4 separate regions of the Mus musculus genome follow, and all the other regions are linked to region 1. The links are chromatin loops, found by intact Hi-C in ENCODE. Cell type or tissue: left cerebral cortex. All regions are shown on one strand. Links, peaks and the distances in the headings refer to the core of each region. The heading gives the core; the rest is flanking DNA. Region 1 holds the start of Fgfr2 (fibroblast growth factor receptor 2). Region 2 overlaps Fgfr2 (fibroblast growth factor receptor 2). Region 3 overlaps Ate1 (arginyltransferase 1). Region 4 overlaps Gm33771 (a long non-coding RNA gene).

Evidence for each region. Hi-C counts contacts between places; a loop is a spot of excess contacts. Peaks named below come from ENCODE experiments on the same cell type or tissue, not always from the same donor. Only the 100,000 strongest peaks of a DNase experiment are listed, where the experiment ranks them.
Region 2: a loop joins it to region 1, with 2.2 times the contacts of the local background. A loop is called at or near these places in 6 of 42 quality-filtered maps.
Region 3: it touches region 1 in a loop (4-fold over the local background); 19 of 42 quality-filtered maps call a loop at or near these places.
Region 4: a loop joins it to region 1, with 2.8 times the contacts of the local background. A loop is called at or near these places in 10 of 42 quality-filtered maps.

The regions. Positions count from the first base shown.
Region 1 is chr7:130,263,948-130,271,739 of GRCm38, reverse strand. Fgfr2 (fibroblast growth factor receptor 2) reads left to right here and starts at 4,932. Exons shown (of 18, transcript NM_010207.2): 1 at 4,932-5,946. RefSeq lists a promoter at 5,374-5,599. In left cerebral cortex, for the core only: CTCF peaks have their summits at 4,424 (motif pointing right), 6,492 and 6,695; DNase peaks (open chromatin) are centred at 5,488, 6,006, 6,213, 6,525 and 2 more places; H3K4me3 peaks cover 1,842 bases; H3K27ac peaks cover 1,438 bases.
Region 2 is chr7:130,188,280-130,196,071 of GRCm38, reverse strand. The region is part of intron 9 of Fgfr2 (fibroblast growth factor receptor 2); the gene reads left to right. Among named protein-coding and RNA genes, the nearest start is that of Fgfr2, 75 kb to the left of the region's middle. In left cerebral cortex, for the core only: no CTCF peak of the experiment used is centred there; no DNase peak of the experiment used is centred there.
Region 3 is chr7:130,472,372-130,480,163 of GRCm38, reverse strand. The region is part of intron 8 of Ate1 (arginyltransferase 1); the gene reads left to right. Among named protein-coding and RNA genes, the nearest start is that of Ate1, 43 kb to the left of the region's middle. In left cerebral cortex, for the core only: CTCF peaks have their summits at 1,697 and 4,003 (motif pointing right); a DNase peak (open chromatin) is centred at 3,994.
Region 4 is chr7:130,376,957-130,384,748 of GRCm38, reverse strand. Gm33771 (a long non-coding RNA gene) reads left to right here. Exons shown (of 3, transcript XR_378532.3): 1 at 1-4,929; 2 at 5,731-6,284. Among named protein-coding and RNA genes, the nearest start is that of Gm33771, 9.1 kb to the left of the region's middle. In left cerebral cortex, for the core only: CTCF peaks have their summits at 2,419 and 3,795 (motif pointing right); a DNase peak (open chromatin) is centred at 3,216.

The DNA of each region.
Region 1 (7,792 bases), core at 1,812-6,811:
ACATGCATAACTTCTCTGCAGTCTGCTGAAGGGGTGTGGGGTGGACTGCTGTAGAGGAGGTTGTTCCAATGTGCTGGGGGTGAGAAGGATGATGGTGGTGGTGGTGATGGTGATGATGATCGTGGAAGGTCCTGGAGGCTTGCAGGCCGGGAATGACATGCCATACATTGCTCCTAACCATCGATGGGCCGGGATTGGAGGTGTTTTTCTGGGAGAGGCTTATTTTGAGTAGAAGGGTCAAGAGCAGTGCTCGCAGACAGCTGTCTGTTCTTCCACACAGATGCCAAGTTCCTGTAATACATCATGCCCTTCAGTGACAGGTAAATGACAACCTCTCAGTTTCTTCGGGCCTCAAGGTGTAAGGCAGCATGTTCAGAGACCTGCCAGCGATCATCATAAGCTTATCTTTTAGACTAGAGGAGCGGGGGTGGGGGCACCTTAATTATGCAAATAGTACGGAGCACAGCGCCATACGAATCCCAGCCCATTTGACAACCATGCATGTGGACTCAAGCCAAATAGGCTAAGGGACGAGGATAGAAGAAGAAAGTCACACCCGGGTGCCTGGACCTAATGTGATTTCTGTTGTCCCATGGTCCTTGTCAACCACCAAGGGACTTATGGCATCCTAACTGTGCATGCGGCTGCCTTAACTAAGTAGCGAGCCAACTGGTTCCCTTCTCAGATTCAGGTTAGCAGATGGCAGGAATTTGTCCTTGTCCATTGGGCACAAGGCAGAAGGGGGCAGTGTTGAGATGAGAGTCCGCACCATCTACCTATGGTGTTTCCTCTACATTTTAAAATTATGAACTTATTCAAATATCCAGCAAGGGTAGGAGAATGTGCAACCCTGTTGTGTGGACTCCAGCGAGAAGAGGTACATCAGTTTTGCTGGATCTTTGTGTTTATGCTGTTTCCCCCCTTGCAGGGTGCTCCACAGGGCCAAATATATCCTTATGTGTGCCTTCTACACAGCCCCATAAAGTCCTTCCAATATCCCCAGGGATTTAGAAACAGCAGGTACTGACAGGAACAGAGCTGCCTTAGTCCCCTCTGGAAACCATGTTCTGTGTAACCAAGGCTGTGCGAAGGCCGACCTCTTGGGTGTTTCTCATTGGGCCGTTCTGCTGGGGTGGGAGGGTGTTTTGGCAGTGGTGGCTCCAGAATATATTAATGGAGGCTCTTACTAATTCTTAGTAATAGCACAGTAATGATAGGGCAGCCACAAGCTCAATCCTTGATGGTCCTGCGAGATGGGAATGGTTGGTGATTATCATAGGACACACACATGGCTTCTCCCATGTGCCAACGTTTCTGGGAACCCCTGGGAGTAGCCTGGTGTTTGTCCTGTCCTCATCTGTTCATGCTTTTTGGAGTCTGTGTGACAGCTATGACATAGAGGAGCTCCTCTGCTACCTATGGAGCAAACAGATGACTCAAGGAACTGAAGTACCAGTTCACACTGCTCCAGCTCACACTGCTCCAGCTCACACTGCTCCAGTTCACACAGCTCCAGTTCACACATGCTAGGACCTAACAGAGAAGTGGGAGCTGCCACACGGCCTCCCACTATTGAAGAGTACAACCCCTCGGCATTAAAGGGAGATGCTCCTACTCGGAGGACATTACTCTTCGTACGCCAGAGTCTCATGGAGCCCAGCTCTCTACGTGAGGCTGTCCTTGAACCTCTGACTCTCTCGTCTCTACCTCCTGAGTGCTGGGATTACAGGTATTCACCACTATGTTTGGCCATGACCCTATAGTCCCTATATCTCCTATATTCCCAGGGAAGTAGGTTCATATATATTTTAGAATCCTGGATGACATTCAGTGTGAATATGGGGAGGGACACACACACACACACACACACACACACACACACACACACACGGCATTTCACTAGGGTATATGTGTATGTGTATATGAATATATATTTGAAATGCCACAAACTGATTGGGTTCCTTTCTCATCCTGGAGCACGTTGCCTGGCTGTGGACCATGAGCTTGAACTCAGCCGTGCCTAGGACCTTATAGAGATGTCATGTAAAGACAGAAAGCCTGGAGCCAGGCCCACACTGGCAGTCCTACACAGCCTTTGTTCAACCAGCTTTTCCACAGGGTGAAGGAGACACAACCCATTAAAACACAAATGTCTAAAATTAAACATCCGAATCTCAACAGAGAGCGACCCAGCGGCCCCTTTCCTCCTCTTCTCTCCCAGGGATGCGCTGACCGTTTGCTCCTCAGGATGGATAGGATGGCTGGTTTCTGCTGCCCTCAGTTCCCTTTCATTCCACTGACATATCATTCCTAGAGGGGTGGGGGAGGGGGCGTCATGAGGCCTTCTGGGGAAAGAGAAAAGGGCGACTACTCAAGACATTTTATAAAAGGGCGAAATTGGGAAGAAAGGAGGCCCCGTAGGGGGTGGAGGGTGGAGAATGTGGCCTTGTCTGGGGTTTCTTTCAGCTGAAACCTGCCGCCTAGCTGCCTTCAGTTCAAACTGTCACCTTGAGTTCTTGCTGGCTTTTCTGCCCTCACCCCCAAAACCTCAACAGATCGGGCCCTATTTACCTATTCACACTCGGCCGTGGAAACTCATTAATAGGCTTATTAGTAACAGCATTCACGGGAGGCCATTGACAAAAGGGGTTCCAGCCACTTGAAGAAGGGAGAGGGGCTAAAAATCCTGCAAAGAGATGATTTTCTCATTCAGACGCCTGGCTGGGAGGAAAGCTTTCCTGGACCACTGAGGTCACTTGAAGTCTAAATGATGCAAAATGAATTTTTTTATTTTTCAAAAATTCAAAGCATGCTTTAAAAAAATTTTTTTTAAACTTAAAATTTTCCTATTGTGGATTTGTGGCTTTCCTAACTTGGGGGAAAAAAAAAGGTGCTCTTTGGCAATCAGGGCCTTTGGACGGTGGCTACCTTTTCATCTTCATACAGAACAAATTCTGCACGCTGCCTCTGACGTTAGTTAAAGAAGGTGTTTTTGTTTTCAGCGGAAGGGCTTCCCTCCTATTCAGCATCTATAAAGCTAGAGATGAATGGGGTGGGGGAGACAGGGACAGCGGCTTCCTGGGCCATTAATTTATGTGAGAATGTGTTAACCTCATTTTCAATGGCTGGTGGGCCCACTGCAGTAGGGAAAGAGCTCTGTCCTGAGACACGGAGTTTCTCATCAGTGGGGATCATAAAGATAGAAGTGCCAGCCTGGAGCAGGACCATTCCCTTGTGACTTCAGGTTAGGGAATGAGCACACATTGACACTGAATGGCTCAGTGTCAACCTGGCTGAGGTGTTCCCACCCAGGCCACAGAACTCATTCAAAACACACCCCTTTCCACTAGACATAAACAGATCATTTCGTTTGGAAATCCGGCTGTTATTTTTGTTGTTGTTGAGTTTTCAAATTCTAATTTCATAAGTATTTGCCTGAGGCATTGAACATGGATTTGCTACCCCTTGCTTTTTAGTGATGTGCATATAAGTTTCCCAGGCTATGCTGTGAACAAAGATGATCTGATCATGTGGGGCCTGAGGAATCGTGTGTGTAAATGGCATAAGGTAGAGTATTAGGGATTCTGGTACGTCTCCTCTTTCAAACCTGTGTCCCAGGTGGACTTTACTGTCTGGCTTTGTTTGTCTTTAGGCACCAGAGAGAGTCTAAGGCTTTTCTGAACTTAGTGACCTATTTGAGCCAGGATCTTATATAGCCCAGGGCTGACACAAACTCAGCATGTACCTGAAACCATTTTCAAGCTCCCGAACTTCTCTTTATCCTGCGAGGTCTGGGACCTCAATAATTGACCCAATAATTAAGATTCAATTTATTTAGACAAAATGTAGCTGGCTTCAAACTTACTATGTAGACCAAGTTGGCCCCCAAACACAAGGCAATCCTCCTGCCTCACACTTCTGAGTGCTAGAGTTACAATTTATATGGCCTTGACTTTAAACACAACTGCTCAAGGGATGAAAGAGAGAAAGGGAGTGCGTACTGAAAGATAAATGATCTCAAGGTAGTCTAGTGGGAGAGACAAATGGGAGATGCCAATCATTACAGCCCGGCCTGACATTTAGTTAAAGAATCCTGCTTTGCAACAGAAGAGTGTAAGAGTCAGGGAGAGAATCCAATTTGCTCACGGTCAGATGACTTGGTTTTTGGTAGAGTGAGTGTGTTTTCTGTTTCTGATTCTTTGTTTCTTTCTCTGTTTCTTTCTTAGGTGGCATGGAGATCAGGCCTTGTACATGCAAGGCAAGCGTTCTACTACTAGGCTACATCTCCAACACCTCTCTAGACTCTTTCAAGTTTCTTCCCCCTCTCATTAATTAATTAATTAATTAATTTTCATTTTATTTGATTGGTATGGATGTTTGCCTGCATGTCTGTCTGCACATTGTGCATGCAGTATCTCTGAAGGCCAGAAGAGGGCGTCGGGACTCCTGGAACTGGACTTAGAGGTGATTGTGAGCAAGCCAAGTGGATGCTGGGAATTGAACCAATCTCTGGCAGTATTCTTAAACTACGGAGCCATTTCTCCAGCCCTACTTTCTTTTAAATATTTATTTCTATTTTTAAACTATATGCCTGTATCTTTGTGTTCACGAGTGCAGTTTCCTAAGGAGACCAGAGGCTTTGGATGACTCTGCAACTGGGGTTACAGGCCATTGTGAGGGACTGATATTTAGCCAGCAACTGGCTTTTGGCCTTTAAGAAGGCAGGAAGCACTCTGAACTGCTGATCCATCTCCAGCCCTCCTTTGGATTTCTTTATGTTAACCTACATTGATACTATTAAAGATGTTTTCTGTTGTAGATTGCCTTTTCCCATGGCAGCCACATTAAAGGGCTCATCCAGCAGCCGGTTGTGTTAACCTCTCCGATCTTCAGTTTTCTTGTCAGAATCTGGTTCTGTTACTCTGCAGGCAGATGTGCGGATAAGTACAATTACCTATTCACGTGTTCCCTTCCTAAAGGAGGGTTTCCCAAACACTCGTCCCCTGTCTATTGTTCAGAGGAACAAGACAACGCAACATCTCCCACGAACATCCGCTGCTTCCACCCTCAAAGCTTCATGACATGAAATGTCTGGCCCCAGTATGCTGCAGACCTATTCTAAGGTGTCTGAAGTTGCACAGCATTCTGTCATTTGTTTCCTAACTTGACATAAAACAACGTAACGCATCCACTGTGCACCAAAGCTGGCTAGGAACTGGGGCAGTGGCGTACAGAGGCCGTTCACCAACAGGGTTCCGAGAGGTCATCTGTGCACCCCTGCGGGCAGCGCGGCGGGGCCCCTCGCCTGCCTGGCGGGTGTCTCTTTGCGGCTGCTAGGCTTCGGGGGCAGCGCGGGGCTCGGGACTGCCCCAGCGCGAGGCGCTGATTGGCAGAGCGGGCGCCGCCGTCCAGGAAACGGCTCGGGTTTCAGCGGGGGGCGTGACCCGCCCGAGGAGGCTGCGGCGGCGGCGCGGGCGGCGAGGGGAGAGAGCCGGGAGAGGCGAGCGGCGGCGGCGGCAGGCGCGGAACGGGCGCACGGACGATCGAACGCGCGGCCGCCAGAGCTCCGGCGCGGGGGCTGCCTGTGTGTTCCTGGCCCGGCGTGGCGACTGCTCTCCGGGCTGGCGGGGGCCGGGCGTGAGCCCCCGGGCCTCAGCGTTCCTGAGCGCTGCGAGTGTTCACTACTCGCCAGCAAAGTTTGGAGTAGGCAACGCCAAGCTCCAGTCCTTTCTTCTGCTGCTGCCCAGATCCGAGAGCAGCTCCGGTGTCATGTCCTAGCTGTTCTGCGATCCCCGGCGCGCGTGAAGCCTCGGAACCTTGGCGCCGGCTGCTACCCAAGGAATCGTTCTCTTTTTGGAGTTTTCCTCCGAGATCATCGCCTGCTCCATCCCGATCCACTCTGGGCTCCGGCGCAGCACCGAGCGCAGAGGAGCGCTGCCATTCAAGGTAATCGTCGTGCCGAACGCCTCTGGGAGCTTCGCCAGCCGGGAAAGTGGGTGCCGTGGGAGGATGCGGGGGCGCAGGATCCCCGGGAGGAAGGCGCGGGTAAACCTATTTGGGGGCGCACCCTGTCAGTCTCTGACTGTATTGGTGATGGAGGAGTGGATGAATGCGGATGGCTGGCTTTGGGGGAGTTCTTTCAGCACCTCCATCCCAATGCTGACATCTGCCTCTGCCGCTGGCACCCCTTTCCTGTCAGACTCCGGCGGGCACAGTCCTGCCTACTGGGCGCGTTCCTTTGAGCTCAGAGCCGGCGCGCCGTGGGGCCGCCTGCCAGTGGCACAGCCCATAGGCGGTTCGGGAAGGGCATCTTTGGGGTGCCTGGTCCTTGGATTCTGGAAGCTCCAGCCTGGTACTACACAAACCCTTATGAGAGATCCTTTCTTGGGAAGAAACTGCTGGAGTGTGGTCAGGCAACATCCCCAAAGGGATGGAGATGCCGGGACGACACCTTTAGGGAGGCAGTGGCTCTGGTCCGGGATTCCGGTGCTGGCCATCCCTCACCAGCCACAGCGGTTGGCGCAGGAGGGATCGCCGCGCGCCTGGGGCTAGGGGGCGAACTGGACCGACTTTTCCTAGTTCGCCTAGCTGCTCCGACCGCTGCCGCGCCGAGATGTTGAAAGCACAGGCGAGTTCTAACTTGCGCGCTCATTCTTTCAGCGCGGGGGAATCGGTCGAGGGCCCTGCGTGGCGCTGGCTTCCACCCTCGCGGCCAGGGGGCAGGCGCGGGAGGCCGGCTTCGGCTCCGTGCCCCTGCAAACTTCCCAAGACCTTCCTTCTCCCCCCCACCTCACCCCCCAGTTCAATAAAATCTACCCTTAAAGGCAGACTTGCTTTCAAATCCACGGCACCCATTATGTGTTTGGTGTGAAACGCTATCAACATTTAAAACTCTATTGTCCCAAGCGTCCCAAATCCCTGTAAATCTTCCACCAGCCTGGACTCATTTTCATCTGAAAAGCCTGTTTAGTTTGAATAGAAAAGCAATCAGGCGCCCCTCTCGCTCTCGTTGGAATGTCAATTAAAATGCAGATTTCTCAGAGCTCTTTAGCGCCCCAAGAAGTGGGACAAAACAGGATATTTCAGGCTGACAAATGAAAGAAATGCTACAATGAAGTGGGGTGGCGATGTGCACCCCAAACTGCTTGGAGTACCCACTGAAAGAGTAGGTCAGGGATTATGGTCTTACTTACGACAGCTTATATTTTTGGGGTTTCGTTGTGTTTAGGGCCCCCCCTTGGTGTCCCCCCCCCCCATGAGCCCATGACAGCTCCCTTCCCTATTCAGCCCCGTGGAGAAGTAAGGGAGCCTTGAACCAGGGTAGAGAGGCTACATTTAGTATTAACCTGGGAGTGTTGACTTCTCCCAGGAGTAATCCACTTGAGAACAAAATGCCAATTGCTCTGCCCGCTGAGGTATCCTGGAACTACCCTTTAAGGTAGCAGTACCCGTCGCACCGCCCCCCTCCCCCAAGGGCTTGCCTTAAATTAACCTGCCTTCTTGCAGGACAGGGGAGAGTGTGTAAACGTGTATAACACTGCGCAAGCTCACCAGCCGGGCCCTTTCGGCCGGGTCCCTTTGCCTGTCTTTGGAGGCAGACTTGTGTGGAGATGACCCCAAGGGGCGGGTGGCCGTGAAGAGCCATCCGTCAGAGTGAGGGTGAGGACTCCTCCCTCGTAGGCTGAGAAGAGAGTATCCTTTCAGGGGGAAAAATAAACACGCTGGGGCTTTCTCTGGGGTTCAGCCTCCAGGAAGGATTATGGTATTGAAGGCAGGAAGCTGGGATTGTGGC
Region 2 (7,792 bases), core at 1,059-6,058, 75 kb after region 1:
CAGAACTGCAGGCAATTCTAATCTGCCACTGTGTGGAGGTTCAGTCAGCGGTTGGGACTAAAGAGCATTAAGTCACAATGCTGCTCTGGGCTTGGTAGGCTGGCTCTGGTTTTAAAGGACAAGAGTGTGAAGACTGGAGCTGCCCAGTGGGATGGGCAGAGGAGGCCATGCCCTCTGCGCCCCTCAAGCTCACGGCTCCTTTGGGAGAACAAGCATTTGGTCTGGCTCCATTGCTTCTGTATGAGGCCAGATGTTCGGGTTCAAGTTTTACCCTTCATAGGAAAGAGAGTTTAATTTTCTTTGATTTACTATTTTAAGTAGAGATCAGAAACAGAGGATGGAGGTATACCTGAACTAATGCTTGCATAAAAGTGGTCTGTGATGTCTTCTAAACTGGGTTTTGGCTGATTTTGTCTGGTTTTTAAAACGCTGTATGCGTATAGTTTATTGTTACAGGTTTGGCTAGGGATTCAGTGATAGGATGATTGTGTGTGTGTGTGTGTGTGTGTGTGTGTGTGTGTGTGTGTGTGTGTGTGTGTGTGTGTTTGTATTTAGGTTATAAGTACATGTGTGCAGGTGCCTGTGGAGACCAAAAGAGAGTGTCAGGTCCACTAGTGCTAGAGTTTATCAGCATAGGTGGTAGGAATTGAACTCTGGTCTTCTAGAAGTGCAGCAAGCACTCTTTAACCACTGAGCCAGTTCTCCAGCCCCCAGATACGATGATTGCTATGTAGAACAGGGAGAAAATTACCTTTAACCTTGAGCTTGATCTTTGATGGCTGGCTTTGGGGGAGGTAAGGCAATAGAACCTTCCCTGTGCCATAAAACAAAGCCCTTCAAAGGTGGATAAGGAAAAAATGCTTGACTTCTGTACTTGCTCCTGGATTCCAAGAGCCAGGCATGTGTGGGTGTAAATCTTTATGATAAGATTCGGAACTTGATTCTGATAAGATTGTCACTATTTTTTTTAAATTAGCAATGGAAATGAACAACCTGGCCTGTGCTATGGGGAGGTGCATCTTAGTGTTTGTTAAAACTGCATATTCATTAGTTTCAACCCTAGAAATTCTTATTTAGTACTTCTTGAATGGATCTGTAAGAGTCTGCATTTTAAACACTTTCTCGGGTGATACTGTGTAATACCTTAAGAATCTCTGGGTTCAACCCAACCCTGCCTTTCCTGGGCCCTTTCTGTGGACAAGGTGGGAACTAGCAGGTCAGTAGTGGCTTGGACACAGGGCCTTGGCTGTTCTCAACCTAGCTTCACACTACAGGCTGAGCAGGTCCTTGTCAACGTCCTTGAAGCCTCGTTTCCAACAGGTGTTTCTTGCAGAGGGTTAAGATATAATTTGGAGCATATGTCAGATGCAGCCTTTGGCCAGCTGTTGAATGTGGAGTCAAAAAGGCTCAGTTGGGTTCCTTTTAATCCTGAGAATGCTGTGCTACTTTGAGTGACACCACTGTCATTTGTGGGACCATAGAAGCTAGATGGTGCTGAAGTTAAAGTTGGTTGCCTGAATGAGTTGCTGGAAGAGTCCTTAATAAAACTCTTACCTGGCTAGATAGTGTTAAGGCTTCAGGCTGAATGGCCACTCCTTTGGCCACTCCTTTGGCTACTCCTTCACAGCCTCTCCTGATCTCTTAGCCCTGGGCCATTCTTAACATCTGGACTCTGGTCTAGGGAGTTTAAGTAAAGGGAGCAATGTCCTGTCTCATTTGTTTTTATAATAGAGAAAAGAAGTAAAATCCATAAGTTGAGGTAGATAGGCCATTGACCCTTAATTATTTCATCATTTAAAAAACTGATGTGTGTGTGTGTGTGTTTATACATGTGTGCTGGAGCTCTTGGAAAGCTGGAAGAGAGCACTGGATCCCTCAGAGCTGGAGGGCCGGTAGTTGTGAGCTCTCTGATGTGGTGCTGGGACTAGAACTCGGGTCCTCTGCAAGAGCAGCAAGCGCTCCTAATCACTGAGCCATCTATCTCTCCAGCCTGCATCACTTTTAAAGAAAACTCTTTCTATTTCTCCATTTTCCATTTCCATTTCCATCTTTTTACATTTATATATTACATTTATATATTTATGTAGCTTGGGCACGTGTGCGTTTGTGTGGGGGCATGCACATGGCATAGCAAGGTTAGTGAAGGTCCTTTTGAAATGGTGGCCAGGGGACAACTTACATGGGAGCCAGCACCTTTCTCTACCACGTGATTCCCAGGAATCAAACAGGTCAGGTTCAGTCAGGTCATCGTATCTGATGACCGATTTTGTTGACTCCATCGCTTTTAAAGAAAAAAAGAATTAACACCTATTACAGCGCTCTTCCTTTTGCTTCATGTGAAAAAGACAGAGGCCCTGGAGTTCCCAGGCACATGGATTCAGCATGTCTTCCTTTCTGTTTGTCCAACTGAGTTTCTTCATTTTCTGTCCACCTAAGCTGTCCATTTTGTTTGTTTTTATATTCCCTGTGTGACCGGAGGGAAAAGTTGTTTTTTTTTTTTTTCATTTACCTCCCTTTCTTCTTGTATTCATTGTTATTTACTGAGTGCACAGTTTCTTTTAGTGCATGGGCCTAAATCAGGACTCTTGGGCTGGGAGTGTGGCTCAGTGCTGGCATGCTCGCCTAGCTTGTCCAAGCCTCAGTATCACCAAAGAAAATAATTAAGCCAGTTTCGTGTCAGAGAAAGCCTGCCCATTTGCCACTGGCTGCAAGGTTAGTGAAGGTCCTTTTGAAATGTTTCTTCATGCTGACGCTGGATAACAAATGTGTGAGGCCCAGGCTCTCTGCATGAGGAAGCCTCTGGGAGATAAATGGGTTGAAAAGGTACTGATAATACCCCAGCATTTCCTAGAAGTCATGGGGAAGTATGGTACTAACTGCCTCTTCCCAAAGGATTTCCCAAAGCTTAGGCCACTGGGAGGAGGAGGAGGAGGAAAAGGAGGAGAAGGAGGAGGGGAGATGCTTATCATGAGTCTGGATAAAGAGGGTTTTGGGCTGTAGCTGGAGGCCTGCAGATAGGTTAATGACAGAGTGAATTCCTCAGGGATGCCAAGCATGCCTTACCTGGCGACAGATGAGCCTGTAATCAGATGTCTGGAGGACGGGTGCTCCCAGGCACTAAGAGGCTAGGCTTTATTTTGTGTAGGCCCAAGCTTCTATATGATGCAGCATCCATGCCCTGGCCCTTGCCCAGGACGGCGAGGAGGCGCATAGCCTCTCTCCATTCACTCCATCTTTGTCTTTGTTTTAGAACGAGAAAAGTTGGTTTGTTTATTCATGCTGTTTTTTTCCATGTGCACAAGCGCGTGCTCGGAAAGTGTGTAGGTGTGTACAGAAAGTGTGCTGAGGCCAAATGATAACCTTGGGTGTCATTCCTCAGGTGCCGTCCACTCCTTACTCTTTGTGTGTGTATGTGTGTGTGTGTGTGTGTGTGTGTGTGCTAAGTTTCTCACCTGCTTGCCTGAACTAGCCAAGTAAGCTAGGTTATCTGGTCTGTGAGCCCCAGGGTCCCAATTGCTCCTCCTTCTCCTCCTCTCTGTTAGGATTCCAAGTGTCGGCTCCCAAGCCTGACTCTTCTTTTTTTTTCTGAGACAGGGTTCCTCTGTGTAGCCCTGGCTGTCCTGGAACTCACTCTGTAGACCAGGCTGGCCTTGAACTCAGAAATCCGCCTGCCTCTGCCTCCAAGTGCTGGGATTAAAGGCATGGACCACCACCGCCCGGCTTTTTTTTTTTTTTTTTTTTTTTTTTTTTAATATAGCTCCTAGGGATTGCTCTCAGGTCAAGGAAGGCAGGCGTTTTGATCCTTCTTTCTCCTTGAGGTTTGCTTCCCTGCCCTGAACTTGTTTAAAACAGGCATTTCACTTTAAAAAGGTAGGGTCTTTTTTTTTGTGGGTGGAGGGGGTGGGGGGTGTTTTCTGTATCAAATAAATTCTTTATAGTCTTTCTAGTAAACATTAATTTTGGGAGACATTGTGCTTGGAGTAAGATACGCAACTTTTTGGTGGGACAGCCTGGTAGGTAGCCTGTGGGATCTCTAAGGAGGAGTCATCTCTCTCACCCAAGGCTAGGACTGGGCACTTTGTAAGCGCTTGCGCACTTGCCTCTACTTCTTGGTACCTAGTGTTAAATGGCAATAGTCAGTCTAGAGAAGGGCACCTTGTGACCCAACTGGACCATCAGTGGTCACTGGGCAGTGGTCTTTGTGTACTTCTGAGTCCAAGTGGAAAGATTTGCCTTCTGTGATTTCCACAAGTCCCTTGTTGGGGAGGTGGGCCGTATGTGAGTGCAGAGCGGGGTGGAGGAAGCCTTGTTCTGTGGAGTGCTTGTTTGTGGAGGAGCTTTCCTGGGTAGGTTCAGCTTCTTTCTGGAGCCAGAAGTTTGCTTAGGGCAAGATGGAGATCCATCTGTCTGTGTCCAGATGAGTGCATAGCCTACCCGATCCCCCAGTCTCACACAGGACTGTAGTGAGTTTGTTCCCAGCCTCAGCCATTGACATGGGTAGCTGAGAAAACCAGAGAGCAATTTCATAATGCGTTTGAGACCCATGGTTATTCAGGGTGGGCTGGGGGGAACACTTAATTCCAGAGCTGTTCTCAGGGCAATGTATTCGTGGTCTTAGAGTATATGAAACTCAGTGAAAGTGAGTGCTGACTGCTTAGCATCCCAGCACCGTGACCTGGAATCTCCATCGTACGAGGTGTAGTCGATCCAGAGTTGCAGTGTACCGGTTCTGGGAAACATTTGGGCAGCTGGATAGTTGTGGATGACCCGAGTGGAGTCTTCGCTTTCCTAGGGATCGATCGCTTTCCTTGTCCCCAGTTTGGCCTGTCTTTTCTCTCAGCCCCTGAAAGACATGCTGCCTTGGCTGAGATCCACCCTAGACTTTTGCTGATGAGCTATAAGTAGGTTCAGAACACCTGAGTCAGGTACTTTTACTGTTGTGACAGGGCATTCAAGAGTCCAGAGGAGGTAGAAGCTGTCTAAGGGGCAGTGTGAGCAATTACCTAGATTTTGTTATGGAAGGAAAAACAAAACAAAACAAAACAAAACCAAAAAACTCCACTCCCAGAAACTCTCTGAAGCTTGGTGTGGTGCAGGTTTTTCTGTTGTCCATAGAGGTGTGTGGGGCTAGACTTAAGATAGAACACACTGGCCCTCTGTTCTGATGTGGAAGGCTCCATCTGCTGCCTGGGAGTCGGAGGGTGTCTCAAGTCTGCTGTAGTCCAAGGGCATGTGTCAATTCTCAGGAATAAAGACAAACTTGACTCACCCTTCCCCGTACTGTCTTTGCTTCCGCCTGCGCTGTTGTCTGTGAGGTCCCCTCTGAATGTTCAGCTTCATCCAGCATAAAGGGAGACGGCTATGACTTGGTGGCTCTTTAAAAAGAAAAGGGGAGAAAACCCACTTCCTCCGTTAATCTCCCATATGTACCGTGGAAATATATGAAAAGCACATTTAGTTAAAAGCTTGATTTATGGCACGTGGTAAAGAGATCCCGGCATGTAAGGCTGCCGAATTGGAGACTGTGAAGAGTGTGCGGCTTTCTAAAAACCGCCTGCCAAGATTTGGGGTGGGGAATGGGGGTGGGGCGGAGCAACAGTTTACTACAGTGTTAGCGTTTATTGTTTATAAGTGAACTTCTAACAGTGGGATGTTTTTAAGTGCGTTGAAAGGGAAACTCCAAAATGGAAGTTTCTAGATTAAGGATTGAGAACTATCTGAGGAGGGAAGTTATAAGTACAAGAGAAAGAGAAGAAAGGAAGTCTGTAATACAGTGGTGTGAGGAACCTTCCAAGGTGGGCGGTGGGGCCACAATTCAGAGGGAAGGAGCCCCTGAAAAGCCAGGCTCCTCCAGGGACCCCTGCTGGGGATTTTGCCAAGCCCTCCAGACAGGTTGCCTTTCTGAGGAGAGGCGAGTGAAGAGAAAGCCAGTCATGCTTTATAGCCCCAGAGAGGATTTTAAAAGTATAGTAAAACGCATGGAGGTAGAATTAAGATGGACCTCTGTAGACAGGGAGAGCAGAGTGTATGCTCAGAGACTTTGCGTATTTTCTTACCCTTTCCCACTCTGGGTGTTTTTTACAAAGGTATTTTCCAGGCTTGTACATTGAACCTGAATCTGCACTGTGTATTGAACAAAATTCCCACACATGAAGGCAGTTTTACATTTTGATACCAATGTGCAGCAACGACTGCCAAGGTTTTTTTTTTTTTTCTTCCGTATTAGTTTAGTTTTTTTTTTTTTTTTTTTCTCCCCGTTTTCCATTTTGAAAATGTTGCCCTTAAAACCTTGTGGAGGTGCTCTGTTGTGGGGTGGGTATGCGTATGGGAAACTTGCACCCCAGGCCTGTGCTGTGCATTCTGTTTGGGTCAAAGGTCCTCCACAGAGTAGTTGATGTCAGACTGGATGGTAAATCTCTCTGTTTTGAGGTAACCCCTAAGTCATGGTCACCAGCGGGACCTTGCTGCTCTATGGTTTTCTTCTTCTCCTCTAATTCCTACATTAAAAATATATATAGTCTTGCTTACTGGAACTCCAGGCTATCCTGGCTGGCAGTTTAGGGTCCCATTTTGTAAATCAGACTCGCAATTCAGGTGTATGCCATCTAAAATCAGAACAAACTCACCTTGTAGAGCAGACTGGTGAGCTATGGCTGTCCCAGCTCAGCAATAAGCACTTGATGCTGTCTTCATTCTGTCCTGCTAACTCTGAGACCACCTGAGACTCACATAGACCCCCGGAATCTGACCTTGACTTCACGGTACCATTGACCAGGATGTAGCCTGCCAGGGCATCTTGGCCCTGGGTGATCACCAGGTCACACATTGAAGGATGCGGAAACATCACAAAACAGCCTGGGGTGGGGGGGACAAAAAAGAAGTGCCATCGGGCGTCTTGCTAGTTTCTAAACTGAAGTCTGCATAATTCAACCCTGTGCCTTCTTTTCCTGCTGTTCATATTTATTTTATTCCAAATGCTATTTTGGCTAAAGAAAGAATGTCTACTAAAACACAAAGGAAACACAAGACCAGGGTAATAAAATCTATATGATGTAGAAAGTTCTAGAATAAGACCTGTTTCCTACCTTGCTCCCTATTCTTGATCTCTCACTCTCTCTCCGAAGGTGACCACTGCTAAATCCTTAGATATCTTTCCAGAAAACATTTCCTGCTTTGCTTCCCAAGTCTTGATCTCTCTCCCCAAAGGGGACCATGGCTAAACCCTTAGATATCCTTCCAGAAAATGCCTGTGGTCACAACCCATCCTGTAAGCCTCTATGTGCTGAGTACTGACTCCCAAGGACAGGCCACAGAAGCTGCGATGTGCCACTAGCCTCTGGCCATTACCATCATTCAGAACTGTGGTCTTCTGAGATTTCTCAGCATCCCCTCCTCACTGGTCTTAGCACACAGTGGGTCCTAACAACTAAGCTAGGAACTTTAGGGTCCAGTGATGCAGAGGCAAGCTGATGATGGCCCTATAAAGAGTATCCTGGCTACACACAGTCTCTGTTGGCTCTTTGCTCCCTGGGGTCTGTGTTGTCTCATTACTGGGCAGACTTTTACTTGTTTGGCTGTAGCTTCTTGCCTCTGATTATCTGGTGTGAATTTTTACTATATTTCTACTGGGAGATGATTTTTGCCTATTTGTGTGGAAAGACTGCCAGAAAGATCTTAAAAATTAAAAAAAATTACATGCCTTTTGCAAGCATAACTTGTGAGCCTGATTCAGAATGAGTCAGGTGGGTGGTTCCACAGAAGCACTATGGACCAGCTCCATTCCAGAATCTTC
Region 3 (7,792 bases), core at 984-5,983, 210 kb before region 1:
CTGGGGCATATAAAGTTTGCAAGTCCAATGGGCCTCTCTTTGCAGTGATGGCTGACTAGGCCATCTTTTGATACATATGCAGCTAGAGTCAAGAGCTCCGGGGTACTGGTTAGTTCATAATGTTGTTCCACCTATAGGGTTGCAGTTCCCTTTAGCTCCTTGGTTACTTTCTTTAGCTCCTCCATTGGGGGCCCTGTGATCCATCCAATAGCTGACTGTGAGCTGTTCTTCTTAGTGATGGGTGATGACCTATGACCAGTTTGAATCATCACCAGCGGAAGTGGACCATATCAGAGAAGCTGGTTTGGTCACATTTTCTAATCCCTCAGTCTTAAGATGGAAGCAAAGAGTGACAGTGAAAGGGTGCTGGGCTCTGAGTTGAGAGGGATGTGAGGGGCCTGTGGGCAAGTTAAGTTCTCTGGCCTGCTGCTTTCCAATCTGAAAATGGGAGGAACACAAGGTTATTATAATTAAATAAAGTGATTTGTGGTCAGCACCGAGCATAGTACAGGAAACATAAAATTTTAAATAATATAGTAGAAACATGAAATCACGAGACTCTTGGAGACAGTTTACATTCTGTTATCTGCCAAAGTTGAGAAAGTACTTTCTGACCGTAGAAGTGAGAAGTATCAGACAGAAAAGGCTAGAAAATTTTGTTTGGCTGTATAACGAGACTTAATTTTGTACATGAAAATAAATGTAGTTAAAGGTAATTTAGGGCTTAGAAAGATGGATCACTCGCTGCTCTTACAGAGGACCTGAGTAAGTTTCCTAGCATTTGCTTAGTGGCTCACAACTATTTATAACTCCATTTCCAGGTAATCCAACACCCGCTTCTGTTTTCTTTGGGCAACAGATGTGCATGAAGTACACATCCATAGAAGTACACAAATGTACTCTTTTTTTTTTTTTAATTATTTATTATATGTAAGTACACTGTAGCTGTCTTCAGACACTCCAGAAGAGGGCGCCAGATATTGTTAAGGATGGTTGTGAGCTACCATGTGCTTGCTGGGATTTGAACTCAGGACCTCTGGAAGAGCAGTCAGTGCTCTTAACCGCTGAGCCATCTCTCCAGCCCCACAAATGTACTCTTATACACACAAATGAATAAATTTTTGAAAACTAAGGCAGTGTAGGAAAACTAAAAGGGTTATTTAATATTTTAGAATCAATAAAAATCTTGGATATTTTGAATAAAATTATGTTAAATGTTATAAATAGTTGATAAAATAAGTACAAGTGATAAATGATAATGTAATTATGTTTAGTAATATGAGAAATGTAGCTTAAAACACTTATGTTAGGTAGAGTTGCTTCCATGTATAGGATTTTAGAAAGGATGCTGAAGTTGAAGATCCACATCCCAGGTCAGTTAACACTTAGATCATTAGTGGTTCTCAACCTCCTCTTCCTCTTCCTCCTCATCCTCTTCTTCCTCCTCCTCTTCCCTCCTCCTCCTCCTCCTCCTCCTCCTTCTTCTTCTCCTTTTTTTCTTTTTTTGTTTTGTGACAGAGTTTCTCTGTGTATCCCTGGTTCTTTTTTTTTTTTTAAAGATTTATTTATATGTGAGTATACTGTAGGTGTCTTCAGACACACCAGAAGAGGGCATCAGATCCCATTACAGATGGTTGTGAGCCACCATGTGGTTGTTGGGAATTGAACTCAGAATCTCTGGAGAGCAGTCAATGCTCTTAACCATTGAGCCATCTCTGCAGCCCACTCAGCTGTTAAAGGCTAGGCTCACATCCAAAATATAAGAGATTTCAACCTTCTTAATGCTGTGATACTCTACGCAGTTCCTCATGTTGTGGTGACCTCAACCATAAAATTATTTCATTGCTACTTCATAACTGTAATTTTGCTGCTGTTATGAGTCAAATGTAAATGCTGATATGCAGGATGTCTGATAATGTGAACCCCGTGAAAGGATCATTTGATCCTCAAAGGTGTCACAACCCCAGGTTAGGAATTGCTGATTTAGATGATATTGACCATTTGCAAAAATGCTTTTAAATGGGTCTCACCAATTAATTTCTCTTTAATGTAAGTTCAGTGAGAAGAGGACCTTGTTTCTCCATGTTTATATTATAGTAGGTACTGCGTAAGTAAATACTTTTTTGAATGGGTTGATGGATGGATGGGTGGATAGATGGAGAGATGACTGAATGAAGTTGGTGTACTGAGTGAGGTTAGATGAATGAGGTTAGTTATTCATAACTTGACAGTACTCATCTGACAGCAAATGAAGTTTACTGTTTGTATTTTAATATACTTAGCTCTCTTGTCTTCTCAGCTTGACCGAGCCTACTTGAGACCAGAAGCTCTGTCTTTTTACCTTTGGATGTTATTAGTTGCAGAAAGGGCTTGGAGTTTACCTACTACCCTACAGTGGACCAACCACTGAAGGTCTTTAAATCCCTGGTCACTACTCTGGTTAAATACTGGCTGAGTATATGGAACCTGCAGCCTTTGATGGAAAGTGTGAAGGAAGAGCATCATCACCAGAATTGAGTGACAGCTTGTTAGTATTTTCTGTTTTCTTTTCTTGGTGATTTGGAGATGTCTAGCTTCTTGGCAAAGTTGATTTCTAAGACAAATTTTTATTAGGCTTATGGGTATACAGGAGAAAGATGAAATAATTAAAAATCATCACCCCGCCCACGATTCTCTGGTAGTAAATACCTTGAGGGTTTCTCTTGATAGTCCATTAGCTTGGAATTCCACAGATGCTGCCCTTCGAATGGCAGCCATCCCCAAATCTCCTTCAGTAGCTTTGAGCTCAGTCAGGGTTTGGTTCTATTTCACTACACTGTCTGAGAGGCAATCCTAAGCAAGGCAAGAGAATGCTGGAAGCCTCTCTTCTACATGGTTAATTTTACTGTTAAGCTTATGTTTTAACCAGAGATAGGCACTTTCCTAATTTTAAAAAACAAGAATAATTCCAGCAAAGACAGTAAAATGTAGGAGACTTGAAGTTCACATAGCCAACCTTAAGCTTCACTTTGTCCATAAGAAGTCATGTGAGTGAGCCAGGTCCCTTTGTTGTAAGTCCTAGCCATTTAACTGCCACATGAATCTAATGAAATTGTCAGGTTATAGTAATTACGTCAGTAATCTGATATGTTGTCATTTGAATGGACCATGTGTGTAGAGTCAGTTACTTCTCTCTGTGGGATTAACCCTTTTCACTCATGAAGACCAATTGCAGTCATTAAGCTTTATGGGAAAAGACCTTTTATCATGTTGTCAAGCTAGACAGTGCATTTCTATTATAGTTCTAATTTTGTGTGATTGTGTGTAGCTGCTGATGAACATTTACCTGCTAGGTTTAGGGGACTTCTGACTTAGAGATATTTCTGAGTCTGAGTTACATGTTGTGTGGCACCGCTTACAGATGTCTTCAGTTAAGTGCAGGTAAATAAATGGGACTCTGTATCAGAGGTCAAGAGATTCCTGACTTTCTCTTCAGAGTCAGACTCTGCCAGCCAGTGCAGTAGATTGTGGTCTCCTTGTCATGTTTAGAGAACAGAGGAAGCTGCAGCACAAGTTAACACACACTTGGGCATCTCTTCAAGTATGTCCTTCTGATTCTTCATTTCAGATTCAAGTCCTCTCTCTTAGGAGTTATAATACTTACTGAGAAGCTAGCATCTGTAACATGCAGGACTGTGCTTATCACATTCTTTATATTCTCACAGAGTATCTACCTCTCATGATGAAAGTTGAGCGCAGACGGGTAGATCAGACTAGCTAGGAGCTGAGAACCACATCTCACAATATGAGTCAGGAAAAGCAAGGTGGGAAGGAGACAGAATGACACAGTTGTGAGATGCTCACATTCAAGATTCTCACACGAAGGAAGCGGGTAATTAGAGATAGATTTACTGAACTTGAGAGCAGGGTTTATGAGCCTTACCACTTCACTTGGTTGGGAGGTGCTGTGTGGCTCTGATCACTGTTGGAAAGTTAGCTGCACCTCTTGCTGCTGCCCACTAGATGCCAGTAGCACTCTTCACCATGATAAGCACAGTCCTGTAGATGATGACAGACTGCCAAAAGTTCCAAAGAGGCAAAATTGTTCCCTTGTGAAAATCATTATGAGATGTGTATTATGTGTATTACAGAGAGATAATGTGAATGATCCAATAGTGAAGATAAGATACAGTAGTAGATTGTTTTCAGTTCATTAAAGATTTTAAAAAGTAGAAAAAGTCAAATAAGGTAACTGGAACAAAAATAAAAAACTGTAAGACCAATGGCAAGATGGCCCTCTTAAGTCCAATTATTTATTACATTAAATATAAAAGCCTAAATCAAACTTGGCTGCATGGGAAATTTTATTTTTGCATTGTTTCAAACTTTTTTGAGTATACATAGCTATTGCATTATACTTAAAAATTTCAGAGTTTTGTTCTAGTTAAATTTCAATAGCCATATGTGGCCAGTGGTTATGTTGTTTTACACTGTAGGACTACATACTCCATTTAAAAATTAGAGATTGTCAGACTGGATAAAAGAATAAAAAGCAAGCTCTACACTTAAATATGAAGATACGGATGGCTTACAGGTAAGAGGCTGCAGTAAGTTATTCCCATGAATATTTATCGTAAGAACATTGGATGGGCTGTCTTTAAATCAAACAAAGTAGTCTTTGTCTGATAGAAACTGAAGACAGAAAGATGCTTCATAATGAAACAAAAAATCAAGTGTATTCTAAAATGCAATCATTAAAAATAACACCTTCAAAGTAAAAATAAAAACTAAAAGAAGTGAAGGAGAAGGAGAAATTGTCAAATCAGTGACACTTAAACATTTTAGGACAATTTCTTGATACTTTGAGAGGACATTTAGATGAAGTTAGAGATAATTTAGAAGGCTTGAACAATGTGCTCACAGTTTTACTTAATTGGTGTCTATCAATACTATACTCCTCAGTGACAAAAAGCCACGTTTGAAGTCAAGCAAGTCATAAACTACAGATAGCATGGCTCATTTGTAAAGCATTCCTGCTTTAACTGGCTTCCCAGCTGTTCCTCTTTGTTTTTTTGTTTCTCCCAGTACTAGAGATTGGATTCAGGGCATGGAATAGCCCAGGCAAGTACTCTGCTACTGAACTACATCTCCTTCACTGCCCCCCTTTAAAATTTAAGTTAGCATACAAAGTGATGGGCTTCATTGTGATATTTCAAATCGGTACATTTTCAAGTACACCACGCCAGAGCATATTCTGGAGTATTTTACAAAGTTCACTAAATTGAAGAGGATGGAGAATGTAATTAAATTGGCATCAAGAACCAGCAGAATACAATAGCACTCTAATAACAGCAGTAGAACCTAGTTAAATGTGGGTAAGTTACTCAATGTTGTGCTTCTCCAGGGGAGACAGAGGTCTAGAAAACACCAGAGAAACAGTCTGTTGATATTCATTTGGGAAATGGAAGTTAAAACCAGAGAAAAATCACCATGAACTCATTAAATGAATAGAATCAAACGACAGAGAGAGATTGGCACAATGTAGAGAAATTAGAACTCTCTTATTTTGATGATAGGAAAACAAAATGTAGAGCCGTAGTTCAGTTGTTTTTCAAAATATCATATTTAACGTTATAATTTCAAAACTTCTTTTGATTATGCCTAAGTGAAATAAAAATATGTATCCACATAAATAATCATACATGAATGATTATACCAGCATTATTCATAATAGCCAGAAGCCAGAAAGAATTTTACTTCTGTCAGCTGGTGAATGGTCATTGCAATCAGAAGGAGCAGGGATGATCTTAGAGAGACTGTAATAGATGACATGAGTCAGACGCAGACTCTGCTGTGTTTTCCTCTCTGTGACTTATCAGTATTGAAATTGATATGCTTTAATTAATATTTTAGCATTATTTTATTAATCCTCATAATATTAGCTAACAAGCCATGAATAAAAGCTTTCAAACCATTTTTCAAGATTTTTTGAATGGCGAACTGCTTGGCTTTCTGAAGAGACTTAGGCAAACACTCTGGGAGGACCCAGGGACTTCACTTCTCTTATGTCAGCATAATAGTGTGAGGCAGCTTCCTGTGGTAAGGTATTGCTAACGGCCAGAATTTGGAAAGAGAAGTGGTGGGAGGGAGAGAATTGAAAGAAGCCATGGAGACATGAAGGGAAGGGGCTGAGCTGTTAAGCTGGAGTTTGGATAATTTCCCTAAGTGTGGAGTACCCTGAGGAGCAGATGTGCTGAGAGCTGGCATGAGTTGGAGCGCTGTGGAGATGGCCAGCCAGTGAACTGGTGGGAGCAAAGCTTTACCTGGTTTAGTCTATTACTTAGGCCCAGCTTTATTTGAAGAGGTAAAGCAGGAAGCAGGAGGGACCTAGTGAAAACATAGTTATTTGTAGGTGATGGCCAGCAGTCTGTTGGTGATAATGATAATCAGAAGAGGAAGACAGGGCTGTGGCTTGAACCACTGGGCCAAACCAGAGAGGAGCAGGGTTTTGTTTCTTGTAGCTGTATATGTAAGGAAAGAATCCTATAGTTTCAGATTGTGTCCCATACACTTGACTTGGGAGTGTTATTACTCAAAGGCACCAATTAGAAATCTGGAACAAAAGCACTAGATTGTCCTTTGATAGCTGTTCCCTTCCCTTGCATCTAAGGCCTGTTGGGCAGTTCTGGCTCGGGCAGAGCTGCCAGTAAGGCCCAACAGTTGAACTGAAGACATCCTTTCTTGTCTTGAGTTTGCTGTGGTGAGTACAATGCAAGCATCTTGCATATGTGGCCAGACAGTTCTCCTGAAGCTGATTGGTCAGGAGGTTGACGTTCCTCAGTTAGGTTTTGGGCATCACGTGATTGTTGAGACAGTAGAAATTGGAGATGTGTATTGCTTTGTGAAATGAAATGACAGTCACTGAAGTCTTCCTTTATAGGACCCCAGGGTGACTAAAATGTAAAAGTGGATTTTGAGACTAAAGAAAGCACGCTTAAAGTAGAAATTCAAACACTGAATAGAAAAAAGCCACAGATTTGTCTTGTTCAAGATTTTTCTGCACACACTTGAGTTAGTTTGGGGATCTTAAAAGTTCAAGCTATTTTCTTGCTGGGTTAGCTAGCTTTCCTTCAGCGAGTAGAACTATTCATCATTCCTCCCAAGACCTTCTTAGCTGTGTTCAAAATTAGGGTCATCTTCCCTGACAGTTTTCATTGCCCATTAGTTGTGCGTGAATGCTTCAGAAAAACCTTGAATAGTAAATCCTGGGGTGGATTAGTCTCCATGGGGACATCAGTCTTGTTTGATCTCGGCATTCATTGAGTTCTCAGTCTGCTATGTCACCATGGAATATGTGTTCCTGTAAGAAGGGCTGTAAGAGCAGGAGTTGCCGGTTGAACAGCAGTGAAGGAAGCTCAGACCAGTCACTGAGCAGTCCAAGGTTGGGTCGTAGTGCTCAGTAAACACTGTTTAGTTGGGAGAGTCCACGTTTGGACTTCTATTACTTTTGGTATACCGTTTGGAAAGAGCCTTACTTTGTAAAGTCTTTTTATTGAGAGAGTCAGGATTTAAAATACACAAAAATCAGATTAAGGCAAAGCACTTAGTATTAACAATTTAATTTTAAAAGAAAATCTGTATGTTCAATAGTAATAGTAGCTCTTTTCTTTCTGTATATATTTATTAAAACCATTTGTGGTAAGTCCTTTATCATAAATTTTAAATCCAGTGATAGTGCTTATAAATATAAGAAGGTAATACTTTTTTTTTAAATTAAAAATTTCATGCCAGTGGATTTATCTAGAGAGTCACC
Region 4 (7,792 bases), core at 1,117-6,116, 110 kb before region 1:
TTGGTGAGTTCCAGGTCAGCGAGAGACCCTGTCTCAAAACACAAAGTGCGTAGCCATTGAGGAAGATGCCTGAGGTTGACCTCTGGCCTCTGTACACACACACTTACACGCACATGTGCAGCTGAAAAACAAAAGACCCTTTACTGACTAAAATGTCTAAATAACTAATGCTCACTGGAATGCTTTATCCAAAGGACTTAGAGTAGAGGAAGGAGCATGGGCTTGGTGGGAATTTTCTAATGGGAATGTGGAAGTGAATGAGAGATGACAAGCTCATGGGTGGGGACACAGCATGCCTGGCCAGCCACGGCTGTGTGTAAGATAAGCATTAATGCCACCCTGCTGTACCTGATCGTGTGGATACCTGTGGATGGAGAGCCTGGGCAGACATGCCTTCTGACTAAGGCAAGAAGATAGACTGGAAACCTCACGTCAGGAGTAGTAGCATGAGAGCCTGGGCTGGTGATTTGCTCAGCAAGGAAAGGCTCTTGCTTCCAAGCCTGGTAATCAGAATTGTTTTCCTGGGACAAACATGATGGAAGGTGAGAACTCAAATTCTGCAAGGTCCTTTGACCTTCACGTGTACACGGTGACACATGTGGACATGCACATGTAAATACACAACGTAAATAAAAGTAGAATAACAGCCAGGCAGCAGTGGCACATGCCTTTGATCCCAACACTCGGAAGGCAGAGGCAGGCTTCCAGGACAGCTAGGGCTCTACAGAGAGACCCTGTCACAAAATAAGCAAGCAAACAAACAAAAGCCCTTTGGCCAACAAAGACTAGAAGCCCCTCTCCTGCTGGGCTTCATTCAATCAGAGCATTTCTAGGCTTCTTCTGCAGAAAAAGGTTGAAACTCTTCCAGACCTGGTCTTCATCTACTGAGCAGAGCGTATGCACAGAGGTCAAGGATGGGTCATGTGCCTAGTGGCCCAGTGCTCTTGGAGCTTTCCCCAGAGGTCACTAGCCCACTCTTCTTCTTGGGAGTGTTTTCTTTTTCTTAGTAACAGGCTTTCCCTTTGGACAGTCTCGTTCTTTCTCTGAAGCCCTTTCATCCACCATGCATGCATCTCCAGTGCGGGGTGTGCCTGTTGTCTTGGACCCTATTCAAACAGGCCTGGTTTTCTTGTTACTTTTCTCCATCTCCTCTCCTGCAACTGGCTTATGCTGTTGCTTTTTATCTCACACTCTAGTAAAGTGTCCTTAGTAGGATATGGTTGTGTTACTGGGGCATCCAGGGTTCCCTTTTGTATAGGTTCTCCACCGTTTCTACCATGCGGGGCCTGGGGAGTTTACACTCAGCACATCAGGGTTGGTAGCAAGAGTAACCACGGGCTTTTCACCCGTGCCCCAGTTCCCAAATAATGACTTAGAGGCTATTTATGTATGGATAAATGCCTCGGCCATAAGCTCGGGTTTGTTCCCCAACTAGCTTGTAACTTGTGTGACCTGCTTATTCTATTCCATGTGTGTCACATGGTTGGTTACTTTTCTTCTGTTTCAGATATCTGTCTCTTCTAAGTCCAAGTGGTGAACCTCCTGTGTTTGACTCCCAGAATTCCTGTCTCTCTCTGCTAGATGTTCCACCTTCTAAGCCTGCCTCAGCTCGTTGCCTATCAGATTTTTATTGACAGGTGATACTTTCACAGAGTACATGAGAGATTCTCTCTACAAGCAAATGCTTTTTACTGAGCTATCTCACCCCCTCAAGAATATTTATTTTCATTTTATGTATATGGGTGATATATAATATTATTTCATAAATAATGTTAAATAACATATATAATATATATCATATGATATATATCATATTGTGTCACACACACACACATTATATATAAAAAATGTTACATGAGTGTCTGGTGCCCCCTGAGGTCAGAAGTGGGCATTAGATTCCCTGGGACTGGAGTTACACATTTGTGATCTGCCATGTAGGTGCAAGGAATTGAACCCAGATCTTCTGTAAGAGCAGTAAGTACTCTTAACCAATGAGTCATTACTCTAGCCCCCCCCTTAAAAATCTTTTTGCTGCTGTGTCTTTTGTAGCCCAGGCTGGCCTTGAACTTGATATGTAGCCAAGAAGGATAGCCTTGAAGTCTTGATTCTTCTGCCTCTACTTCTCCAGGGATTGGGCTTCAGACTTACACCCTCATCTGGTTTATGCTGTGCTGGTGATCAAATCCAGGGCTCTGTGTACACTCTACTGTCTGAGCTACACCCCTTAGCCCCTAAAGAAAGGCTTTTAAAAGTTTTAGGTTTTATGACTGTGTGTTTGAGAGCGAGAGAGAGAGAGAGAATGAGTGTGTGTGTGTTAGAGAGAGAGAGAGAGAGAGAGAGAGAATGAGTGTGTGTGTGCGTGTGCGTGTGTATTTTCACCGTGTGCATGCAATGCCCATGTAAGCCAGGCGAGGGCATCGGATCTCCTGTAACTGAAGTTAAAGATGATGGCGTCAAGCCACCAAATGTGGGTGCTGGGAAGTGAACCTAGCTCCTCTGCAAAAGCAGCACGGTGCTGTTAACCGCTGACCCGTTTCTCCGACTGTTTCACAAAAACCCAAGTGTTAAGCCTGTCATTATTCCAGTGTTTGGGGCCTTACGTATCTCCAACGGCTCTTGAGCACACGGTCCTTTCAAGCTAATCAGAGAGCTAAGATTGTTGAGCTGTCCAGGAAATGGTTAAAATGCGTTCACTTTAACCTAAGAAACACCCAGTGCCATTTCAACATTGCCATTCAGAGTCGTTTAAGAAATAAGAAGCCTCTGTTACTGGATAATTACAGTTATCTGCACGTTCACAAGACTGAAACAGGTCTCGGAGACCATGTAATTAGGATCCATTTCAAATGGCCCTTCACAAAGAACAGACCAGTGTTAAAATGGTAAGCACTTACTAATGGCTGTCTTTCCCTAATAGAACATGCATAAACAATTATTCATAGGAGCCCAGGCGGAGCCTTACTCCAGGGCACCTCGGCATGGATCCCTGTGGCATAATGGGTGGGGGAGGATAAAATGAGCTTAAGGCCTCATACAGTTATGCATATTTTTGTTTGTTTTGTTGGAGACAAAACCAGCCAACTGGCTGTCTGGAAAATCAGCCCCATTTCATGGGCTGTGGGATTGCCTTGCTCAGCAGGTTGCTATATTCGAACTGAAAATGCCTGCGACTGTTTCCAGCTTGCCCCCGACTGTTCTTGCTTTCTTCCCTTCTCTGTATTATTCATCTGCAGGCAGGCATATTCCAGAGGAGGCGTTGCAGCTTGAAATTAGTGTTTCACTGAGCCACCCAGGTTAGCCGAAAGCTATCTTAAGTAGGTCAGGAAACCAGACACATGCTTTTTGGAATGGAGGAGTGTCATCGTGTAGTGCCACAGATGGCTGTTTAAATGGGCAGCAGAAAGAGGTATAGAATGACCCTGGGAAAAAAATGGGTTTGTAACTGATGTCCCCAAAGACTGCTTCTGTATTTAAAGCCGTTTGCTGTAGCCTCATTTGAGGTGAAGTCAACTACGTGCTGAGCTGGGCATCCAGCCTCTGGGGCAGCGGGCCATTGGCATTGGCACCAATGCTCGGCTCACAGGGCACATGCAGCTCACCAACTCCCCATAGGAGCTGAGCTAGAGATTTGTCCGCGGGCACTGTCCAGTGGAGAGGAGCAGTCTCTTCCAGCCTCAACAGGATGCGCTGCTGTGGGGAGGAGGCTCTCTGCCATCTTCATTGTTCAGACAGCTCCTGACTCAGTTGACATTGGGTACAGAGTGAAGATTTTACTCTCTTTCTGCCCTTTTCCTCAATTTTCCCCAAAGCCACCAGGGGGCAGAAGGAACTCCCTTGTTTGTTTTGGTCCCCCCCTACCCCCCCCCACTTCTGATTGTCCATGCAAATGAGCGCCTTTGGGTGGCTCTCACTGGGTCTAGGTTTTTAATATCAATTTTGATTTTCATGGCTTGGCTTTGCTTTCTTCAGACTTGAATAGGCCTGAATGCACTCTTCTGAAGCTCAGGACGCTGTGACGGCGAATCTCACGATTCAGTTGCTATCCCCCGTGGAACGCAGTGCAGTAACGTCCTCATTTCTGGTGCCCTCTGCACTTCCAACCTTGTTGGGCTAGGGCAGCCTGACCCCCCTGGGATATGGATTTTGGTAGTCAGCTTTCAGTCAGTCTCCACACTTCTTCAGCCACAGTATACAGACACTGGGGTTATCTGCCCAGCACATCCTCTATACCTCAGCAAGTCCTTACCATGTATCCAGTGAGGATAAGGCCACCCATCCTGGAAGGCTTATCTTTCATTCTTGCACCCCATAATATCCAGCCCAGCTGTCTCTCTCCACACTGTTTTTTCTTGATCCTCACTGAAGCCTGTTCCCAGCCACCAGGCCTGCATTTCTTCCAGTTCCATGAGTTCAAATCTCTAAAGTCTGCAGCAGGCCTTCTCAGAAGCACTCCATTGTCTTCACTACCTAAATCCCTTCTTCCTTGGCCATTTCTTAGGGAGCCTAGGAAGTCAACGTCACAGCTGGTCCATGGGAATGGTGCCTGTGAGTGTCTGTCAAATGAGCGCAAGACTGGGCTCATTTGAGAGTCCTGTGTGTCATGTGAGTGCCAACATCCTAACATCCAGAATGCAGACTGGGTTTGCTCTTCCCTGACACAGCACTGGGGAATGTCTAGGAAGCATTCCCAAGAAGCGAGACCAAACTAGACCACATTGAATTTCATAGGCTCTTCACGCATTAAGAATATCGGAAACACCCATAAAGGGAAGTTGTAAATTTAAGGCATATAAAAGAATGTTGCTTTATAACCCTAGGGAAGTACCAATCTGTTTGCTTTCAGATGTGCAGTTACTAAGGATCATCTCCAAGGGGCGTGCCTTTTGTTCTGCCTGCTTGTGTGGTCACTTGGACCCAGTAGACAGATAGGTGAGTAGGTATGCAGGCAACATGTGGACATGTGTGCTAAGGGACCTTCATGTTCAGCTGCTTGTCTAGATGAAAGCAAGAGAAGGGACCAAATACAAGTTCGCTCCTACAAACAAAGGTGGGACAAACCCCTGAGCAGGGCAGGATACATATGAGGAGGGCATTTGGCTCTTGGTAGAACAATTGCTTTGCGTAATGAATTCCTGGCCTAATGAGTATGGAAATCGGTACTTGTGAGCAGGCCTGTTTTAGGTTTGGTCTTCATATACTTCTACCACCACCACCACCACCACCGCCACCACCATCAACAACAAAACATGCTTAAAGGGGATCCGCATAATCTCCACCTAATTTGAATTTTTCTTCATAAGTTCAAGTTCATGAAAGCCAAGATGTTCTAGTGTTGACGTCAAAGCTATTGGAGCTCTTGTGAACCATGCTTCACCCTGAGAAAAGGCCACTGACATCTATTGGAGATCTTGGAGAGAGGGAGGGAGGGAGGGAAGGAAGGAAACTTTGCCAGTCTGCCCCCACAAATGCAGAAGACAGCTTCAAACCTGCTAAGAGTTTTTCTTCCGGTTCCACTTGCCCTTGGAATTTCTCATGCTCTGCTATTCCTTGATAACGTCTGGGACGGGGTGCTGTTGAAATCCAGCTAAACAGTAACTGGCGGTTTCATTACTGCGTTAACTTGCCCTAAAGTCCCATGGCCTCTGCAACTTTTACAGGAATGCCACTTTTCTTGTATGCTACTGAGACATTCAAGAGCAGGCCTGACATGCACTCTTCATTTCATTTCAGAGTTTGGGCACAGAGAGGAGTCCACATCGTCCAGTAGAGATGCATGTTATTTCCAGTTGTCCTGCAAGAAGGATGTGGTCCCAGGGCACATGCTGGACAGACAGAGCTAACACTAATCCAATACATCTTTCTGATGCAGACTGATGCCTCTCCTAGGGGCCCGAGGACTGATGCCTCTCCTAGGGGTCCGAGGTGTTCAACCTGCTTGTTATTCATAAGCACTGTGCAAAGAAGTAAGTACACATGCCAACTCTATTCATCCATTTCTTTTAAAAAAAATCTTAGTATATCTACTTGTTTATTTATATCTGATCCCTTTTTAAAAAATGTTTTAATGTTGTTTTTACTACTGATTTGAGATGAAGTCTTGCTATGTGGACCAGGCTTGTCTCATGACTCAGAAGCTCAAGATACGCTCCCAAATCAGCTTCCCCATTAGCTGGTGGCGGCAGATGCATATCACCATGCCCAGCTGGCATTCATTTCCTTACTGATCCATTCACCCAACAACTGTCTGAGCATCTGTCCTGCCAGATACCGTCCTTGCCACTGGGGTAAGTAAGACAGATTAGTGTTACATGCTAGGGGAACCCAAACCATTTACAGTGAAGGAATACATAAACAAGACTGCTAGATGGTGCTTGTAGCACCAAGGATGCTTTGAACAGGGTGAGCTGGAAGGGCCTTGTTGAAGTAGTGTCAAAAAAAACATGTGCTGAGTGCTTGCAACCATGAGTTCATCAATACCAGGAGTCACTGGAAAAATGTGGGGATGTAGTGGCCACCATGACTTCTCCTTAGAAGTTCCAGGTCTCAGAGGATGAACTCAAGACCAGGAGATGGAATGCAAACTTACTCTTAAGAGTACAAGTGAGATCCTTTGTATCCTCAAGAAAGCATAGAGGGATCCCAAGAGAGGAGCTCTTGGACCTGATGTTAATTTTAGAGATGAAAGCGGACCGGGCCACCCAGGCAGAAGGAATGGAGCCCCAGCCCTGCTGGAGGCAAAAGACCTGGGCATGTACAGGGAGCAGTGTGATTTAACTGCTATGTAGGGAAAGTGCACACAGAGGGTCAGTGTGTGCAGAACCACAGATGTAAGCAAATGGTGGCTGAGAACCATTGAGGCAGCCTCGATGGACCCCGAGGAGCTGCCATGATCTCCCATTTCCAAAAGGAGAAGACTCGCTCTCCAGGATGAGAATGGAGCATTCAAGCTGGACGTGCAGCCACGTGGTTAGAATCCCAGGCTTTGGGAGGGCTGAGGCAGAAGTATGGTGAATTTGTCTGAGTTACAGAGTGAGACCCTGTCCCAAAAGTCACAGGACAGTGCTGTGGAGATGGCTCAGTGGGGAAAGGGATTGCCGTGGAAGCTCGGCGTGGCAGCTCACATCCACAATCCCAGAACTCCTGTGCTAAAATGGGAGGCAGAGGCAAGGCGATCCCTGAAGGTCCATGGGCCAACTAGACTGTCTCAAGCAAGATGGAAGAGGAGAACTGATACCCAAGGTTGTCTTCTGACTCCCACACATACATACATATACATCATACATATACACATATATACATATACATCATACATATACACATATATACATATACATCATACATATACATACATATACATCATACATATACATACATATACATCATACATATACATATACATACATACATATACATCATATATATACATATACATACATATACATCATACATATACATATACATACATATACATCATACATGCACAAAAATGGAAGGATGAAAAGGATGGACTGGAGAAACAAGGGAGGGAGGGGAAAGGGAAAAGAAATGGAGCCCACCACCAGAGTCAACAAGCCAGGTAAGTTTCCCCCATCATCTGGAAACAATGTAGCCCTATCTCGATTCCTTATTTGTTTGACACAGTGTCTCACTAGTAGACTGTGTTTATCTGGAATCTGAGAGCCTACTGTTTCCACCTTCTAAGTGTTGGTATCACAGGCATATGGAACTGCATCAAGCTTTGCTTTCCATACTTTCTTTTAAAGTCATTTTTGTGTGTATGAATGGAAGAGGG